2 separate regions of the Homo sapiens genome follow, and region 1 is linked to region 2. Evidence: read pairs that join two places in POLR2A ChIA-PET (ENCODE). Cell type or tissue: MCF 10A. All regions are shown on one strand. Each heading gives the region's core, and the rest is flanking DNA. Links, peaks and the distances in the headings are about the cores only.

Evidence for each region. Peaks named below come from ENCODE experiments on the same cell type or tissue, not always from the same donor. Only the 100,000 strongest peaks of a DNase experiment are listed, where the experiment ranks them.
Region 1: POLR2A ChIA-PET joins it to region 2 with 5 read pairs; 2 of 35 experiments call an interaction of 5 or more read pairs at or near these places.

What each region holds. Positions count from the first base shown.
Region 1 is chr13:29,768,676-29,774,059 of GRCh38, reverse strand. UBL3 (ubiquitin like 3) reads left to right here. Exons shown (of 5, transcript NM_007106.4): 3 at 1,862-1,948. Among named protein-coding and RNA genes, the nearest start is that of UBL3, 79 kb to the left of the region's middle. In MCF 10A, for the core only: a CTCF peak has its summit at 2,710; no DNase peak of the experiment used is centred there.
Region 2 is chr13:29,564,672-29,570,055 of GRCh38, reverse strand. The region is part of intron 1 of SLC7A1 (solute carrier family 7 member 1); the gene reads left to right. Among named protein-coding and RNA genes, the nearest start is that of SLC7A1, 28 kb to the left of the region's middle. RefSeq lists an enhancer at 1,860-2,365. In MCF 10A, for the core only: a CTCF peak has its summit at 5,030; a DNase peak (open chromatin) is centred at 2,455.

The sequences.
Region 1 (5,384 bases), core at 221-5,220, 200 kb before region 2:
TAAAGAGAAATACTTTAATTTTTATTTTACATAAAATACTTAAATTAAAAATCTAAGTCTATATTGTATCACATAATGTACTAAAGATCAGCAAATTAAATACTTATTGATGTTAATAACAAATGTGTGGCAAATATTAATAGCAGAAAATACTTCGTGCAACATACTTGTTGAAGGAATTAGTTTTCCTTAGCATACCCTTCTGCTATTTAGTGGAAATATTACTAACAGGTGGAATAGTCAGACACATAGCTATTATTGGGTCAAAGGTTCAAAAAAATCTTGTTATACTTAGGATATGTTAATAACACCTGAAATTCTTCATTTAAGCTATATTCTAAGATTTCTCTAAATTTTAGATCCCTGGAGAGGGGAAGGGAGATAGCATATTACACCAGTGAAGTACGTGGAAATCATGACACTCTGTATAAGATAATGAAACATGGGGCTTCAGGTTTCTGCATCTCAAAAAAAAAATTCAAGTATTTTTAGAATATCAGTCTTTGTTTCCTGTGAATTAAACAATTACTGTCATTTACCTTTGTATCTATGGAGCACTTCCATCTTGACCAGAAATATTCTATTAAACAATAATTTTGGAATTGATGAATTCAAAGCAATTCATACTATAGTGTTAGAGACTTATTTGATCTTTCTTCTAGAATAGGAGGGACCTGGGAACAATGGGATCAGAAGGCAACAAAGCCTTACAGGAGACAGAAGAGGGAAGAGACTAAAGGCATGGAGCGGGGGCAGGAAATGACGGATTCATTTCTCCTCTGCTCATTTCTGCTGTGCCTAAGTTACCTATAGGCAGTGGTTTTATCAAATTCACATTCATCATTTTGAATAGTCAAAAAAAGGGCAAAAGAAAAGTCTCTAGTTACTTCCTTTATCTTCTGTCACTCTTTCAGAATACTTTAAACTATTTTTTTGTGTTAACCATTATCTCTTTCTATAGGAAACAAACACATTAGAATTGTTGACAAAAAAGACAAAGGAATTCTCAGATCATTACTAAACTCAAAGCTTAAATTGTTACATCTGCAAGCTCATGAAAATTACTAAACCTTTACCCTATCATAACACTAGTGTCCTTAAACCTTTATTTTAATGGAGTGGTTTCCATCTTTTACAATAATATAAATTATAGGCTGAAGTTAAATATTCTGTTACCCATTCTGCCTACCAGTTTGTCTTATTTTCTTTGTGTGTACACTTTTCTAGCTTTCATGTTTGTACAGTACCTCCAAATATATATAATTTTTTTGGTTTCTTCCAAGTCTTCATTTTGGGTGAGGTGAACTAAAGTTGTATCTTCTCTAATGTTTACTAACTGACTTCAGATAGACAATAAGATAATATATCAACATTATCCAAAAGTAAACAGTTTTTTTGTTATTCTCAATATCAATATATTAACTGTTTTTTAGATCTTTGTTAAGCCTGCTGTTTTCTAGCCTTAAATGTACATTTTAACAGGTACAAATATTGGAGCATTATAATACTATGTGTTAATTACTGGTAATTGAAATTAATTTTAAAATGATATTTCTTTTTACTCAGTAGGTCTTTCCCAACTCATTTGTATTAACTTTAAACTTGGGGACTACAATTTGGTACATTTTAGTATTCTTTAAGAAGCAAAACGAGTCTTTTTGCAGCTCTTGCTACTTAAAAGAATAAGTAATAACCAAGGTTGCGGTAAATGTATGAATAGTGACTGTTTCTAATAGTAGTAGGAAGCTCCAAGGGCCTTCTTTGTACTCTAACTGATTTGGATCTGAATTTTTAAAACAATATAGTAGTACCTTAATTATATGTTGGAATATACCTAACCAGTACACTGGATTCTTTTCAGACTGGGAAGAAGAGCAGGTCAGCAGTCCAAATATTCTACGACTTATTTATCAAGGACGATTTCTACATGGAAATGTCACATTAGGAGGTAACAGCCACCTTTGTAATGGGATTTAATGTCTGTCTCATGGTAGCATGATTCGCTTGTTTTAAATGTTAATGTCTTTGAATTTGCTAAAAAAAATGATAAATTCAAACTATGAATTCTGCCTATTTCTGGTATGCCTACTCCTTCACATTGTATATTCTGTTAAATTTAGTTTTAGGACTGTAGTAAGTATTTACTACCTTGTGAAATAAACTCTATCCCAGTATAGGTAGGATTCTATACCTACTATTTTTTAAATGTAACGTTATTATATTTCCAAATAATATATAATTCAGATGTAGTATTTTAAACTTAAGACTGGACACACAAACTAGGAAAAATTTATGATAGTTTTCAAATATATGAAGGGATGTTTTCAGATGTTTCTACCTGATACAGTTGCTAATCATGTGAGAATAAAGTAGGTGGCTGACATTAGAGCAGCATTTTAGCATAATAGTTGAAAGAACAGATTTTGGAACTAGACTATTTAAGTTATATGTTAGCTGCACTACTTACTGGCTGTGTAAACCTTGGGCAAGTGACTTAACCAACCTGTGTTCCAGTTTCCTCATCAGTAAAATGGAATTACAGTAGTGCCTACCTCATAGGTTAAGAAGGGTAAATTACTTTATATATTCAAAGTGCTTACGTGCATAAATGGTGCTTGGCACATAGTAAACACCTTAATTGTTAGCTATTATTGTTCTTTATATATGATTGGAGAAATGTAGCTCAATATTGCCCCCTTATGGGGTATATTTTCTACCATCAACAGGATTTGATGGTAGTTTTGAAAATAGGTATTTCAAATATATTCAGATAATTGGAAACGTATAGGCAAATGAAATGGTCTATCTAAATATATATTTCACTGAATATAGTCTGAGTTTTTCCTCTAAACCTAATATTTAATCTATTTTTCCTTAAAGGTAGAATATTTGCATTCATTCATTCAGCATGTATTTATTAAATTCTTATGGGCCAACACTGTGCTAAGCACTTGGGAATACAGGATTGAATAAGACAGAAGCTCTCCCTTCAGGTTGCTCTAGTATTACATAGGACAAACAGATAAAATGCACTGGTAAAAATCCTGGGCAATAAGGGCTAAAGTAGATGAATGCAAATGATTTTATGACAATGTCAAGTGAGTAAAACATTTCAGGCTGTAATCTCACACTGAGTTTCACTGGTAGTATTATAACTGGTCTAAAAAATGCTGCTATCTACTAAGAGATATCTGGCACTTTAAAATGGAGCTTTTTTGATTTGTAGCTTTTTTTTTATAGCTTTTGTATAAATAGATGGACCAACTCTTAATGCTCTTCATGTAAGAATTGACTGTTAGCTCCCTGGCTATATTGTACATTCATTAAGGATGGGACCATGTTCTAGTCTTTTTAAAATTCTCCATGGCTCATACAAGATCTTATGTGAATTAAAAATTGGTAAATGTTGGTTGAATTTAATCTATCGATTATATGAGTGAACCTTGAAATGCTCCATTTCCCTTTTGAGTATTGATCTATGTGAGCAATTTCCCACCAACTCCATTCCTTAATTATCTTTTCTGTTGTGACCTCAGAGTTTGAACTTCATATTAAAGCTCATAGAATTTGTGTTAAAATCAAAACTATTGATTTATTCCCACTAAAGTATAATTTTTTACCAGTATTTTTTTGAAATCTGTTTTAGAATAATGAACAGATTGACTTATGTAATTATTATTGTAATTCTGTGTTGCTGTCCTTCTTTTCAAAAACAATAAACTATCTCTAGTGTAGAAGCATGGCCTGGACCTCCGCGTTAATAATTGTAGCTGGATGTTTGAGCAAGTTTGGATAACAACATTCAACTATTTGTCTTTTGGGTCTCAGTTTTTCTTTTTAGCCTCCCTGTGTTCTTCAATGTGAATAATAAAGAAGATAGCACACAGGGAAATACAACCATCTTTAAATATTTGAGTGGCCTGTGTGGAAGAAGGCTTTGTGTGGCCCTAGAACTTGCTCTGTATAGCCCTGTGAATTAGACTTAGGATCAGTAACTGAAAATCAAAGACAGTTTTCTCTTCAATATAGGAAAGAATATGTGAACATGTTGAGCTACCTAAAGAAAGAATAGACTGCCAGGGAAAGTTAGTGAGATCTTGTTATAGGTAGTGGTCAAGCAGTGGATGACCACGAAGTAGTGGGTATACAGCCATGGGTGGAATTCAGCCATTATGCAGACAAAGTAGGAAGCCTGGGCATTCTCTGCCATTCTTGAAATTTTCTGCTTAAGTTTCAGGTTGAAATGTTTGGTTATCAAATGTCTTAAAACATAGCCCTGAATCCCCCCTTTTTAAAATAGAACCTTTATAGCCATATAGAGTTTCATTTCATTAAAGGAAAGGTGTGACAGCAGCCTTGTTAATCGGAGGGTGAAGAAGATGATCAGCTAAAGCTTTGGCATTCAGTATGGCCCAGATTAGCATTTCCAAAAATGTGGCTCTGAAATAGTGGGCATGAGACTCATCTAGGATACTTATTTTAAAATGCAGATTTCTGCATGCCCTCTCTCCCCAACCCCCATCTCCTAATTTTACTAGTGAATTGAATTCCTGGGTGATTTTTATGTACGCTAAAGGTTGAAAACCTCTATTCTGGATATTGTACTGTGTCATAGGAGAGAGCAGAAGCATCCACAGTGAAAGGAAGAAAACGCATTTTAGATTCTGGTATTCCTCTTCTTTCACATTTTTAAATGTTATTAACATCAATACCTACTATTTCTAGTTAAAATTCAGATGGAGAAGAAAAATAATAGCTCCCACGCATTACATTTGTAACTTCAAATGGTAAGCCTCTCAGGAGCTTTCCAGGCCTGTCTTGACATTTTTTACATATATATCTCAGTTTACCTACCTTTTTTCTCAGATTCATTTTCCTTGCTATCTCAAAATGATGATGGTAGTATATACTGAATGCTTTCTTTGTACCAAGTTCTGTGCAAAGCACTTTGCTTGGATTGTTTGATTTAATGGACACAGCTACAAAGGGCAGGTAATGGAATTAGTATCTCCAGTTTAGTTGAGGAAACAGAAGCTTAGAGGGTAAGTAACTTGCTGAGAGTTACACAGTTGGAAGTAGCAGAGATGAAAATTTGTAATCCAGGTCTGTCTTATTAGAGTCAAGAAGACGGGTATGAGAATGATATACAGCTTGGTATGTGTACATTTTAAGTTCAGTTCAAGGTTTGAAATGTTGATCAGGCTTTCCCAACTATTTAGTGAAAATTTTAATAACATAAAGTCTTACTTACATTTTGATTTAAGTCAGGCCTAGGAAGTTATTCTAAAAGCCTCCCTTTTTTCATTATGTATTTATGGGCCATCGTGCTTCATTTGAACATCAGAGGTTAAAAGTGTAGACCAAATAATGGCTGGCCAACTTTA
Region 2 (5,384 bases), core at 220-5,219:
TGTGAATGTGGCATTCAGGGAGTTCTGTATGATGTTAGAAAACTTTTGTTTCTGGTTCTGTTTTTCTTTTAATTTGTGTAATGTGACCAGGACGTCTGTGGCCAGGCTAGCCAGCAGCCGTGTGCTTTGTTTGCTGGTTGGAGCCTGGCCAGCCATGGAGGTGGATCTGCGGGCCTTTGGGGCGACTCCTGCCTCAGCCTCCTAGAGCTCTGATAAGCACCGCTGAAACTCTTTGAGGTTCAGTGTTCTCATTTATGAAATGAGGACTGATGGTTGCTTTTCTAGGTATGTGAAAGACCTAGCACAGTGTCTGCTGCATACCAGCTGCTCAGATGTTATTGCATTACATTGAAGAATTTTTTAAAAATCTGTCTTGATAGTGCAATGTGTTGTTGTAACCTATCACTAGACTCACTGTGGGTACTCTTGAGAATGGGCTAGTGGTGATTAATCTGGTGTCCTTAGGAGCTCGATTTAGAAGGAGGAGGGCTATCATGTGATTATTGCAGCCCCCGCCTCATGAGGTCAAGCCCTCACACTTGCAGTGGGCCTGGTAGCTGCAGACATCCAGAGCTCACTGCCCCTAAGGCTGTTGCCATCAGGGGCCCTGCAGGGAGCAGAGTGCATTCTCAGGATGGGCAGTTTGAGGTGAGTTTAAATAAAGTGACTTTTTACAAAGGCAGGGCAGGGGGTTCACAGCCTGGAGTAGTGAGGGGGCCCTAACCACTTCTAACACCCTCAACCTGAGGGGAAGGGATGGTTTTGAGGCTGCACCTGGCTTGGTGAAGGGCCGATCTCCAATGAGACAGCCCGCAGAGAGGGTCCTCCTTCGCCTCACTCCTCCCTGCCAGTGCCCAGAGAGCTCGGGATGCATACAGGTGGGCCTCGTAGTGGGGAAGGCAGGGAGTGGCTCTGGGGGCAAACAGGATGCGATTTCAGACATGGGGCAGAGAGCCAGGTGCCCTCGGCTGAGCTGAGGACAAAAACAAGTCAGATGAGTTGTGCAGCCCACATTTTTCTTTGCTTTAGATAGGAGTCCGTTCTTAAAATGGAATCAAAGTGACTGGACAGAGACCCGTTTTGATGAATTTAAGCTGGTGGCTTGTTGGGTAATCTTCCTTCGCTTGCTTAGAAGCCTGGAGACCTGTGTTCAGGCGCGTCTGAGTCACTTGGTGTATTAGGACTTGAGTTGCCCTGTGGTAAAATAAAGGGACGGACTTGATCAGGGCTTATCAAGCAAGTGGTCTACAGGGCCAGGTAGCACATATTTTAGGCTTTGCGGCCACACAAGGTCTCAGTCTCATGATCATCATCTCCTTTTTCTTCTTTCTCTTTTTTCTCCTTCCCCTTCTTTAAAAACACAATCTTTTACAAATAAAAATCATTCATAATTCATGGTCAATACAAAAGTGGGCGAAGCGCCATTGTGTGTCAGCTCCTGGACTAGATCGTCACTCCCCTGTGTGCTTTGTGCACTGCTGTGTGCAAGGTGATTTTAGGGAATGCACATGCGTTTTTATTTTAATGGTATGTGAGTTCTAATGTGTATTAGGAAAAATAGATGACTAGCACCTTAAGAGTTCACTACCCATAGTTGTAGCTACGCGGGGCCCTCCAGGAAACAGTTGGCTCTCGCAGGCTGAGTGGTGGATGTGAGTTTTAAGACCTGATTCCAGGTAATTTTGGTGGTGCTCCATTTATGAGAGTAATACATCGTCGTGGTTTTTTAAAAATTTGCCTAAATTATTAAAAGATGGATTCCTTTAAGGAGAAATATTATAAGGGACAGTGTCCATACCACACAGAGCAGAACCTCACAGAAGAGGTACGGGGTAGACTGTGGTCTGGAGTGGATTAGATCAGCTCACTCCTCCCCAACACCACATTCCTTGATTATCCCACGTTTTAGATGTAGCCTGTTGGGAGCATTTCACATTGATGAAAATATTCTCAGCACTTTGAGAAGTTTTGTGTAAGTTTAGAGGAGAAAACAAGAGGGCAGAGCCATTTTTTCGATGGAGTCCTGACTGGCAGGTGCCAGGCATGTGGGGTGCCTGCCCACCCTGCCCCTCTGTGAAGAGCTGTCCCCTGGGTGGGAGCTCTTTGGAGTCAATCCCTCCTAGAAGTTAGGGCCACCTCACCCTCAAGGGCATGCACGTTCCAGCAACACAGCTAGTGATTTAGGCCCAGGAGAACAAATTAAGTCCAAAAAAAAAAGAGGCCAAGACTTGCAAGAGCTTGCTTAATTCCCTTTGGTAATTACTGGCTGTCAGTCTCCTTGAGCCTGAGCCTGTGCTGCTCTCCCGAGCTCCTGGCCACACCCGAGACTTATTTGTCTTTGTGGGCTTCTTTAGAACTGCCGCACTGTCCGGGTTGCATCCGTGGGAGGGATGCCCGCCTGCAGGGAGTTGTACCCAGCAGCTTGTAAACACCCAGGAGTGTGGCAGGAGCTTACCTGTCAGGTGTGCCTTGGCAGAGAAAAGGCTGCGGCCAAGCCCTTTGAGCATTCCGAACATTCAGTGTGGGAAGCATCCCAAAATTTGTCTCCCACTCACTGAGTTGGGCATGTCTTTTCCTATCCTCCCGGATGACTTTTTTGCCCTGGTAGTGAGCCCTGATGGCCTTAGGAAATACTGGGCTGGGCTAACAGACTGTTCCATTTTGACTGCCTGATGAGCTTTTACTCTTCTGCTTACCTATGTAAGCCACCCTATTCTTTTTGAGATCCTGGACCATAGGTATCCACAGAGTGAGAGGGCTTCCCTTCCCCCACACCCTGTTTTGACCTAAAAGCTTAAAAACCACGTGTATGGCATTATTTAAACCAAAAAATGCTGCAACCTGCCCCATTTTTATTATTCTGCGCCCTGTCACCATGAAATATTTAAGCTGCGTATTAAAACAGGAGCTTGTATTTGCAATGTAACAGAACACCAGAAGATGAGGCGGCAGTTGTAGGGAGAGTTTATCAAATAGGAGCTAATTTCACCCTCGTGAAACTCTCAAAGCAGAATGACGGTTACATGTAATAAATAGCTTGTGCAAGTAGAGTGGAGAGCCTCTTACCAACGGCAACTGGAGCCATGATGATTGATTTCTAGGGGAGTGGGGTGGTAGAGTTTTGACTTGAAGCAGAATTAAAGTATGTGGGAGAAAGTGCTGCCTTAGCAACCGAACTTGAATAGAAGTTCAAGTTCAAATCTGCCTGTCATGGTTAGTGGGAAAACTATACTGGGGTCCCTTTGGATAGGGCTCCTCTTGACTTTTTTTACAAAAAATAGTTTTATAAATCTGATTTACATAGTATAAAGCTCACCTATTGAAAGTATAAATTCAGTGATTTTTAGCAAATTCACAGGATTATGCAGCCATCGCCCTAATTCTGGAATATTTTCGTCACCCCTAAAAGGAAACTCGTACCCATTAACAGTCATTCCCCACCCGTAGCCAAGCCGTACACAACCACTTATTTCCTTTTTATCTCTATCCTGGACATTTCATATAAGTGGCATGACACGGAATGTGACCCTTTATGTCTGGCTTCTTTCACTTAGCATCGTGTTTTCAAGGTTCATCCGTGTTGCAGCATATGTCAGAATGTCATTGCTTTTTATGGCTGAATAATATTCCTTTGTCTGGATGTACCACATTTCGTTTATCCATTCAGCAGTCGATGGACGTTTGGGTTGTTTCTGCTTTTTGCCTATTATGAATAATGCTACTGTGAACATTGGTGTACATTTTCATGTGGACACTTGCTTTCCTTTATCTTGAGCATTGACCTTAATGGAATTGCTGTATTGTACCTCTGTGCACTTTTTGAGGAATCTTCTTAGTTGTTTTGTTCTTCCGTTTTGAATTGTAAGTATTTTTTAATTGTGGGACAATACACAGAACAAAAATTACCATCTTAGCCATTTTTAAGTGTGCAGTTCAATCACATTAACTACATTTACATTGTTGTACAACCATCGCTGCTGCCATCCTTTTCTTGGGTTTTGGCGAAACAGTCCACACCATCTCTTAGGCCCCAGAAAGGATAAATAACTTTGGCTTTGACTCAGCAAAGAGGTGGGTTAGTAATGATCTAACTCACTGCCTTTTGAGAGGTGTGAGAGTCTAGACAGGGTGATGGTTCCTTGGCCCAGAACCGCAGGATCCCTTCTCTGTATAGATGCTGCTGCGTTAGGAAGCTTTGGATAAGAGGAGCAGGATGGGGATAACTTGAAGAGGCTGCCCGAGAACTGGGAGCAGGGAAATGGTAAGGTGGGCTACTGTCTGCATCCTGGGGGAGCCCACCGGGCATGTTTGAGGGACACTGTCTTTCCCGGGCTTTTCTCCAGGGCATAAGTAGGTGCACAGAGGCTTCTTTTTGTGTGTGGTGGACTGAGATCCACCTGTGTCCTGGCAGATGGCAGAAAGGGATCCTGAGTATAAAGGTATGTGGATCAGATTTACTGAGTCACTGGAGAGTGTACAAGTGTGGACCAAAGTGTGTAAGTGTGTTTAAGGAAGACCGTCATAGACCTATAAGAGGTCCTGGAGAAGGTGGGCCTAGACCATCAACAGCAGGCCCCCTCTTCCCCACCTCTTGGGAGGCCAATGCCCTGGTGCTCCTTGAACCCTTTGTGCTCCTCCAGGCCCTGTTCTGGGAACGCCTGCTGGGTCTGTTGGCCCTGCCCTGAAGTACTCCCCAGGCCTCCTTTCTCTCTCTGCTGGCCATCTTGAGATTACCCTGCTGTATTGTATTTGTATTGTTTGTATTGTACTCATGCATCTTCATGAGCAGCTCTCTTATCTTCTCAGTAACATAGTCACCTCCTCACTGGAAAGGTCTGTATTTTATACTCTTTTGGGTTAAGTCACTGGCAGACAGAAACATCAATATCCTAATTCAGGATGGATGCCACAGTCTGCCCAGTTAGCTCATTAATTAGATAATTCTTTAAAAATATTGACAAACCATTAATTAAGAGCTGATTATTCACACATCAAACAATTCTTCACTTAAACTAGAGGATTTCTTTAAATAGCAGCTCCCCCTGGCTGCATTTATCTCTTTGTGTAGTTTATTAGCTATTTGGCAGAGAAATTTCAGAATGCCAGCTACAAGCCAGTGCAGTTGAAGAACAGAATGTAATGGAGGGAAAGTATTTCTGGAAGCATGTCATTTATTCAAAGAAATTATCTAAGAATGTATTTCTTTTGAAAAGTGCTTAATATATTTATATATGTAATCTCTATTTATTTTCTTAAATAATTCTGTGAATGTAGCAGTATTTTCTGCATTGGAGAAGGCAGGATATTGAGATTCAGAGTAATTTGCCCAGGCTTATTCAGCTAGTCCATGGTTGAGCAGGGATTGATATCAATGTCTTCCTCAG